2 separate regions of the Homo sapiens genome follow, and region 1 is linked to region 2. Evidence: read pairs that join two places in POLR2A ChIA-PET (ENCODE). Cell type or tissue: B cell. All regions are shown on one strand. Links, peaks and the distances in the headings refer to the core of each region. The heading gives the core; the rest is flanking DNA. Region 1 has its middle 100 kb from the start of ATP5MC3. Region 2 has its middle 34 kb from the start of CHRNA1.

Region 1 (4,395 bases), core at 173-4,172, 550 kb after region 2:
ACATTCTGTCTGTTATGAGCTATGAATTATAGTGTAGGGGAGAAAAAGGGCTATCTTTCCCTCACTTATCATAAGGCTCATGGCTGAGGCCTCTATAACAAAAGACAGATTAACAAGAGAGAAGCACATAAACATAATTAATATAAGTTTCATGTGACATGAAGGCCTTCAGAAATGAAGACCCAAAGAAACAGGGAAACCTGTGTATTTTTATGCTAAATTTGATGAAGAAGTGGATAGTCGTGCAGAAGTATGATTAGATAAAGGGTGTATGATCTAATGGTAATAAACCGGGGAACTTAGTAAGGCCTGATTGCTCAGATTCTTTTCTGTTTCCCTGTGTCTTCAAAGTCCTTCATAGAGACATTCTTTTCCTCCCTAAGGTATAGGGAGGGTGTCTCTGAAATGACTGTCTTATGACCTACTTTGGAAGATGAGATAATTTGTTGAGGGCCTACTTTAGGGAAGAAGATGAGAGTGACCATCCTGCTTCTACTGTTTTCTCAAATGCCAAGGTGCCATATTTTGAGATTGTGTGTTCTGCACCCCATCAGTGGCCTTTGCTAGGACACTGGATAGGTTGGTTGGCTATAGTTCTCAATTGTTCTTATGCATATGGGAATCCAGGAAACCAAGCTGAGATTAAGGAAAGAAAAGCCCTTAAGAGTGAATCTTTGAGTATTAAATTCTACATGTATCAGCATTCAAAAATGTGAAAGGAGAGCTTGCTAATTATTTCAGCAGTGAAATAAGCAACAGTCAACCTGGTTTATTCATGTAGGTTGGAGTTGACAGTCAAATGAAATCCCAGTGAAAACTCAGGAAAGAAATTCAAGATCAACTTTGTTTTTCTACAAATCAAAAAGACATTAAAAAATGTAACAGTGGTCAGGCATGGTGGCTCACGCCTGTAATCCCTGCACTTTGGGAGACTGAGGCGGGCGGATCACCTGAGATCAGGAGTTCGAGACCAGCCTGGCCAACATGGCAAAACCCCTTCTCTACTAAAAAAGAAAAATTAGCCAGGCGTGGTGGCGTGCGTCTGTAATCCCAGCTACTCGGGAGGCTGAGGCAGGAGAATCGCTTAAACCTGGGAGGTGGAGATTGCAGTGAGCCGAGATGACACCATTGCACTCCAGCCCGGGCAACAGAGTGAGAGTCTGTCTTTAAAAAAAAAAAAGTAACAGTGATACATGTATTCAGCTTGAAGAGACTGATATGAAGGTATGAAAACTTACCAGTCAACTCCTGGGGCTGGTGATGCATAAATTACACAGACCCTTATGAACACAAATTAAAGATAATGTATACAGCATTGAGCTTTTGGAATTCTAAGTAGTTGTTCTCATTATATCTTGTCTGAGCATCAGTGTGATTAAAGCAATTGATTTTTCCTTTATCATTTCATCTTTTTATCCTTCATCAGTAACCTCTTATAATCTTTATTCACTGCTATAAACAAAGACAATGTCTTGACTTCATAAAACCGATACCTTTTTTCCTTGGTTTTATTTTAGAGCTAGTTTTGGCCCATGATGAATTGCTGAATGGTTGATTTCCTGACACTCCTTTTTGCTAACCTTTCTTGACAGCTTCTGGATTGCTCTACCTAGTAATTTGTTCCACAATAATGGCTACTGTGAGATGTCTCCTATTTCCTTTATTTTTAACAAGGATTCTTAACACCCTCTGTAGGTAACAATATGCAATTACAGATATAAAGTGTTCCCCAGGGGATGGCTGCTCACAGATGCCACTAAGAATTTTGTAATGCAACTGTTAAAGATAATGAAAACAAAGAATCAGATTATCCAAACATCCAGTTCAAATCAAATTTTAATTAAAAGTTATGAAGGCATTTTATTGATTAACAATTTTAGTAATTAAAGAGTGTGGTTGACATTTTTTTTTCCAGTTAGATTTGTTCTTCCTTTGAGATTTCTAATTGTTGTATGGTTTTACATTTATTGATAACTCTGTTTGATGAATGCAGATGCCACCTTTTACGGCCATCGTTGACAGAGTAATCATATTGTGAGAAACACCAGGCTTATGTAGTAACAGCTGTTGCAGTTATCCATGCTGACATCCATCGGGGAAATGTGTTTGCTGCTATCATGGGTACACGATAAATGGAAGGTGCAATAAAAGCACAAGCTAACATTTTGAATATCCTTACAACTCTGGGAACTTTATTGCATATTACAAGCACTTTGATCTCTGTCCAGTACTTAAGTCTTAATTATCAGACTAATTGCACAGACTATGTTCATTTTCAGTGGTAATCCTTTTGTGATTAGCTTCTGTGTTCAATAACTGACTTATCTTTTAATTAAAAGGACTGTTAACCTTAAGGCTGCTGCTGTGTCTTGGGATTAACCCATACAGAGTTAATGTTTAATATCATTGTAAAAGCTTTTGCTGAAAGGTGTAGCATAAAAATGTGTAGAGGGAAAGCCATGAAATGTATCTCACTTTTCTGATGTGCAGAAAAGCCCTGCTAAAGATGAGAGTTTTAACAAATCCTCCTTGTAGATTAAATTTCCGAAGGGCCTACCTAACTGTGCGTGGCCACTGGATTAACCCTTTGAACCCTATTCTCATTTACAGAAAGGGAGCACTTAACTTCAGGATAAGGCACAGTTTTTTCTCAATTTTTGAAATCATTATATGTGTACGTGATCAGGGTGCTTAGCTGCTGGGAGTCCAGAATAGAGAATTTCTTTTTCTTTCTTTCTTTCTTTTTATCCCTACAGCTGAAAGTTTTTTGATATTGATTTCTTTGGAAAGGTTCACAGCAGCTTGAAAATAGACATAACAGTGGCACCTTTTTCCATGTTCCAAGCAATGTGTGATCAAAGTGAGTAAAACAGTTCACAGGTAACTAGTGAAACGATTAAGGAGCAGATGCAGGGATAATCAGTACCAAAGTGTGGAGAGCTTGCCAAAAAGCCAGATGCAGCTGCTGAAAACACTCTGTTTCTTCTTCACTTTGGCATCTGGGTTCTACAATGAACATTTTTCCCCAGTGTGCCCAATGACACAGGGTCTATTGCTGTGCCGGTCACTTAGGATGAAGGAGAAAAATGGTTTCTCCACTTCCTCCTTCTCTTGCTCATATCCCTGCCTCCCAGAGGTACAGGCCCTTCATTGATTTCTAACCCCGGATGTCTTCACATGTAAGATGCAGGCCTCTGGGACTAAGGAGCTGCAGGGATGCCTCTATTCTAAAGCTCCTAGGCCAGCAAGTGACCCAGTAGATGCTATTCTGTCTCTGTCCTCTTCCAAATTTTACTTCTTCTATCAGTAATGCAAAAGACTAGCCTGACAAGAATTTTCCTTCAATAGTGCATGTTTTTAAGGAATTTGGTGATAACATGAACTATTTACCAAATAAGCAGTGTATTCTTGCACTCTGTGATGAAGTAGGCAGTGAGAACCTGCCCTCTTGAAGCTTAGAGTCTAGCTAGTAGGATAGTAACTGCTTCCAACACGCTACACTCATTGCTAGGGAGGGTAGCATAGCAAAGGGATTGATCATACCTGAATAGATTGTTTTCTTCCTAGGTTTAGAATTCACTGGCTATTTTGTTCTTAATAATGAATAGGGAGTTTGCATGTGATGAGTAGGGCTTGTATAATTTTATCAATGTTAGTAGGGAGAAAGTCTACCCAGGTGGTTTAGCGCATCAGCTCTGGAGCTAGATACCAATTCAATCCCAGCTCCATCAATTACCAGCTGTGTGACCATGGACAAGTTACTCCTTTATGGAATTTTGGATTCCTCAATTATAGAATGGGGATAATACTAGTGTTGTTGTAAAAAATGAATGAGATGGCATATGTGAACATTTAGCACAATATCTGATGCATAGTGTTTAATAAATGGTGGCTATCACTATCCAAATTTAACTATACCTTGATACAGCAACTGGTAGCTACAAAATGAGTAGAAGTGTATTACATACAATAATTGTGATGATAATACTTGCTTATAATTCTGCCCTACAGATCTCTATTGATCTTGACAGGATTATCATGAAATAGGCTACTTGACTAATGAGGAAACTGAGGCTTGGGGTAGATACGTGGCTCGCTCAGGTTCACATGTTGGAAATGCGGGACTTAGAACTCAAACTAGAGTCTCCAAGCACTTCATTGCTAGAAATTCTGTTAAAAGAAGAGGGAGCCACATGGTTCAGGAGGTTTCATTCTTTTTCAGGTTTTCTTGCTAACTCACAGCCCAATGACTTATCTCCTTTTCTCTCAAGGCATTAAACTTTTCCTAAATAAAGTAACTTAAGTGTATTTATTAATTACATATTGACTATATAAAATCATGGTAATTTATTGTAATTAAAGAATGCATTTATATTTCTAAGGTTCAAAAATCTA
Region 2 (4,395 bases), core at 215-4,214:
GAATGTCTTATTATTTGGAAGTTATTATGATGGAATTGGTGGAAATGAAGGAAAATGTTGTCCTGGTGTTAACCTTTGTGGGAGGAAGCCTTGAGAACCATCCTCCCCCGCAGCAACAGGTGGGTGTTCCTGGAAAAGGCTGGTTTGTTGGTGGTGGTGGTGGTGTGTGTGTGCGTGCGTGTGTGTGTTTTGAGATGGAGTTTCGCTCTTGTTACCCAGGCTGGAATGCAATGGCGCCATCTCGGCTCACTGCAACCTCCACCTCTTGGGTTCAAGCGATTCTCCTGCCTCAGCCTCCGAAAGTAGCTGGAATTACAGGCGCCTGCCACCACACCCGGCTAATTTTTGTATTTTTAGTAGAGACAGGGTTTCACCATGTTAGCCAGGCCGGTCTCGAACTCCTGACCTCAGGTTATCCACCTGCCTTGGCCTCCCAAAGTGCTAGGATTACAGGTGTGAGGCACCGCGCCCGGCCAGGGCTGGTCTTGTGTAGAGAGATCAGAGTGGTTCGGAAGCTTGACAGGAACAGGGATTTCTCCTTTCCTGGTGTTGTAATGACCTGAAAATCTGTCTTGTTCTTCAGTCTACCTTGTTCTCCACCCAAGGGTGTCGGGCATTTCCCAGCTTCACTGGCCTCCCGGTCTGTGCCTGCTGCTAGACTCCATCCGGGTTCCACTCACAGTTCTCCTCCCAGGGCTTTTCCCAACCACCCTGCCTCCTGCCTCATTATCCAAGGTGCCACAACCTATTTTACAGATTTCCTTGTTTATTTCCTCTCTGCCCTCTAATGCCATTTAAAAAATTTTATCATTTCTACTTCAGTTTATTATCTATTATGTAAAATAAAATATTTCCTGATTTTGATTTATCGTTATATCCCAAGGACCAAGAATGGCGCCGGGTACGGAGAACACTCAGCATCCTTCCATTTGTGGAAGGAATAAATATTTGTGTATCTATGTAGATCTGTTTTCCCACTTGCTTTGTGATCTGTGTATTTAAAGAGGGGGCAGCTTCTTCACAAGGCATTCTTTCTGGAAACAGAAATGCAATTCTTCTTAAGGAAAAGTGGATCATTAAGATTTCTGAACTAGTTTTGCAACTATATAGAGAAATGTTGGAGTAAAAGTTAATTCCAATGTTAAAATTCTATTCTGTAATTATCATAAAAACATAGACTTTTAAGAGCGTTATTTCTGGATCACACAGTTCCACCAGCACTCTCCCTAGTAGACAGCCTCAGAGGGGCTCAGAGCAGTCGGTGATATGCCGGGGACACCCGAGTCCCAGCCAGGAAGTGCCCAGGGAGGAATGAACCAGACCTATGGGAAGGAACAAGTGAGTCCTGCCAATGCAACCCCTGTCCTCCCTTTAAAAAAAAATGACAATTAAGCTTAATGAAGGTATTTGCAATTGAACCATGGATCTAAAAAGGTAAAAGTGGGGGAAAGTTAAGAGTTTCTAATTATAAGCATCATCTTCCTGAAACTCTCACTTTTACCCTTAATTCAGAAAAGACACGTGGCTCTTAACCTCCTATGTACTTGTGTTGCAGGTGGTGTCTTTGGTGGCTGTTCACCCTTCCACAGTAAACATGCTTGGGAAGCAACTTTGCCAAAAGCCTTCGGACAGTCCAGCGTCAACACCGCAAGCCAAGTGGTAAGGCCCGCGGGGACAGAACCGTCGGACCCTGGTGGCGAATCTGGGATGGATGAATTCGTTGCTGTTGCGGCGGGCGGTGTTGGCAGGAGCGCTAGATTTGCTCGGGTTGGAGTGTGAGATGTTCCCTTCCGCCGAAGGAGCCCATGCAGACAGGGCTAGATGTACCTTCTGCAGCTTCTGCAGCGACTTGAGGCGCGTCGCTGCTAGAGGGTCCTGGTGCCCTCGGCGTGCGTGAGGTGCTGTGTGTCCCTCCCCACCCCCCGTACAATCCTCCCCGTAACTGGGCAGTGGAATCGGTGGGCACTGGAAGGACCCGACGCAGGTGATGGGATGCAGCGCTTCCAGGTGGTGACCCCGGCTGGACGTGCGTGGGTGCGAACTGCCACCCGGGCTGGGGCCAGCTTGCTGCGCCGCTGCCTCCGCAAGCCCTCCCAGCCCGGAGCTGAGTCTGACGAGGATTTCTTACGCGTTCAAGCGAGTGTGGAGCGGCGAGGCAGTGCACTTGCCCCATAGCTCCCGCGCTGGGAAACCCGGAGGGGAGGGGCTGTGGAGGGCGGGAGCCCCGGGCAGTAGGTCTGTGCTTCTTCCTTGGTCCCATTACACGGGAAGGGCAAGGTGACGCCACTCAGCCACGCAGGCCTCGCATTGGTGCCTTCCCTTCCCTAGCCAGGACGCGGCTATTAAACGCTGCTTTTAGCCGATTGTATTTCCTGTCTTTGAATCCGTTTTCTTTCTCCTCTCTGGTTGGTTGGTTCTAGCTCTAAGCCCATCAAAGACTTTAAGGATCCTACACAGAGTGCTGCAGGCTCCCTTTGTCAGAATTGGGGCCCCTAGGAGCTGAGTGCGGCAGGTTTCGCCTGTTCCTGGAGCTCGTAGTCAGGGTCGCTAGTGCACTGCCACTCTGAGGACTGGACGGAGTTCCAGACCTGCCTCCGGGGACCTCCTGCGTGAGGGCGGAGGCCCTTTCATGACCGTGAGATGCTCCGGGCCTTCCTGGTCAGCATGAGCTGCAGCCTCCACGCTGGGGCCTCCTGCCAAGTCCCGGGCTTTGGTGACTTAAGTGCCTTTTGCAGTCTCACCACCCAGGGAAAATTTATAGCGGTGTGGATTGAATTTTTGTTTTAAGTCTGATTGTGTTCTTTAATCTTGCTAAGGGAATCGCTAAGGGTAGCCATTAAATTATTTTGTGTCGTTTAATTTGATTTTCCCATAGGTACCCAATAGGACAGCTTAGGATGAGAGCACTCTTTAAAAACAAACAACTGGCTGGGCGCGGTGGCTCACGCCTGTAGTCCCAGCACTTTGGGAGGCCAAGGCGGGTGGATCGCCCGAGATCAGGAGTTCCAGACCAGCCTGGAACAACATATAGTGAAACCCCGTCTCTACTAAAAAATACAAAAATTAGCTGGGCTTGGTGGCGCATGCCTGTAGTCCCAGCTACTTGGGACACTGAGGCAGGAGAATCGCTTGAACCCGGGAGGTGGAGGTTGCAGTAAGCCAAGATAGTGCCACTCTACTCCAGCCTGGGCAACAGAGCGAGATTCCGTCTCTCAAAAAAAAAAAAAAAAAAAAAAAAAACAACAACAACAATAAAACCCTTTTAGATACAAAAGTCCAAATTTTTAGAAGTATACCTATTTCAATTGTGACTCAAAACCAACAAGCCTTTTCATGGCTTAAAACCAAGAAGCCTTTTATCACTTAACCATGGGCTCAAGAAGTGCCTCCAAGAGAGGGTGCAAAAGCACACTGTCCGCCTTGGCATCCAAATTGCTCCGAATATCCTAAGAACGGCCAGACCTTTTTAAAAACAAGGCAATGAAGTTGAGACAATTAAGACAAACTCCCCTAAGAGCTGGCACAGTGGGACAAAGAGATACTTTGGTTCTGGACTCCTAGCCAGTTGGCTAGCCGCCTGAAGCAAGCCTGACAACGTGCGACTTCTGCTGGCAAAGACCACAGAGAATATCCTCACTGGTTCCCGAGCTAAGCTCTCAAGACATAAAACAAGATGAAGGCCAAATCTTATGATTTTCCTCCTTATGACAAACTACACAAAAGACAGAGACAAGGAAAACAAGGACCATTCCTGGGAGGCTGTGATCTATAACCAATGGGTACTCAGAACCAAATTCACAAGAGTCACAATTTGAAAAATTAATTCTTATAAATGTTTTCTCCTACCAATCTGAATTGGAAAGGAAAAGACGACGAACAATGTTTACCTCCCTTTCTCGAATGGCCACTACAGACAGAGATCTAAGAGCTGACTGGGTGAGATTTCCTACTTTCTACCATCTTTTGTCAGTCTTCCCAGTCCCATCTCCAAGCTGCAGAGCTAGTGGGCATCCCTGCCTTTTAGGGTCCCTCCCTTGTCACCAGAAACTGTAGGGGAGGCAGAACTGCACCTCCATCCCCTTGGGGTCCTGGCTGGACTCAAGAATTAAATTGATATAAGATAGATCAACAGAAGAAAAACATACAAATTCACTTAATACAAGTTTTATGTGGCACAGGAGCCCTCATACGGAAATGAAATCCCAAAGAAGCCGTTAGAATCTGTTACTTATGTACTGAATTGGACAAAGCATAGTAAGTTGTGAAAATGAGGAAAGACAAAGGGACTTGGGCGAGGGAGCTAATTGGGTAGACATGTGTTCGGGAAGATGGTATAACAAGGTTTGTTTGTAAAGAATTTCTCCAGCCTCAGTTTTCCGTCCTTGATGATAGGAA

What was found. Peaks named below come from ENCODE experiments on the same cell type or tissue, not always from the same donor. Only the 100,000 strongest peaks of a DNase experiment are listed, where the experiment ranks them.
Region 1: POLR2A ChIA-PET joins it to region 2 with 7 read pairs; 2 of 35 experiments call an interaction of 5 or more read pairs at or near these places.

Annotation. Positions count from the first base shown.
Region 1 is chr2:175,280,847-175,285,241 of GRCh38, forward strand. No RefSeq gene overlaps it. Among named protein-coding and RNA genes, the nearest start is that of ATP5MC3, 100 kb to the left of the region's middle. In B cell, for the core only: a CTCF peak has its summit at 1,654; a DNase peak (open chromatin) is centred at 1,685.
Region 2 is chr2:174,728,166-174,732,560 of GRCh38, forward strand. No RefSeq gene overlaps it. Among named protein-coding and RNA genes, the nearest start is that of CHRNA1, 34 kb to the right of the region's middle. RefSeq lists an enhancer at 1,658-2,397 and a silencer at 1,996-2,290. In B cell, for the core only: no CTCF peak of the experiment used is centred there; a DNase peak (open chromatin) is centred at 2,076; H3K4me3 peaks cover 853 bases; H3K27me3 peaks cover 2,610 bases.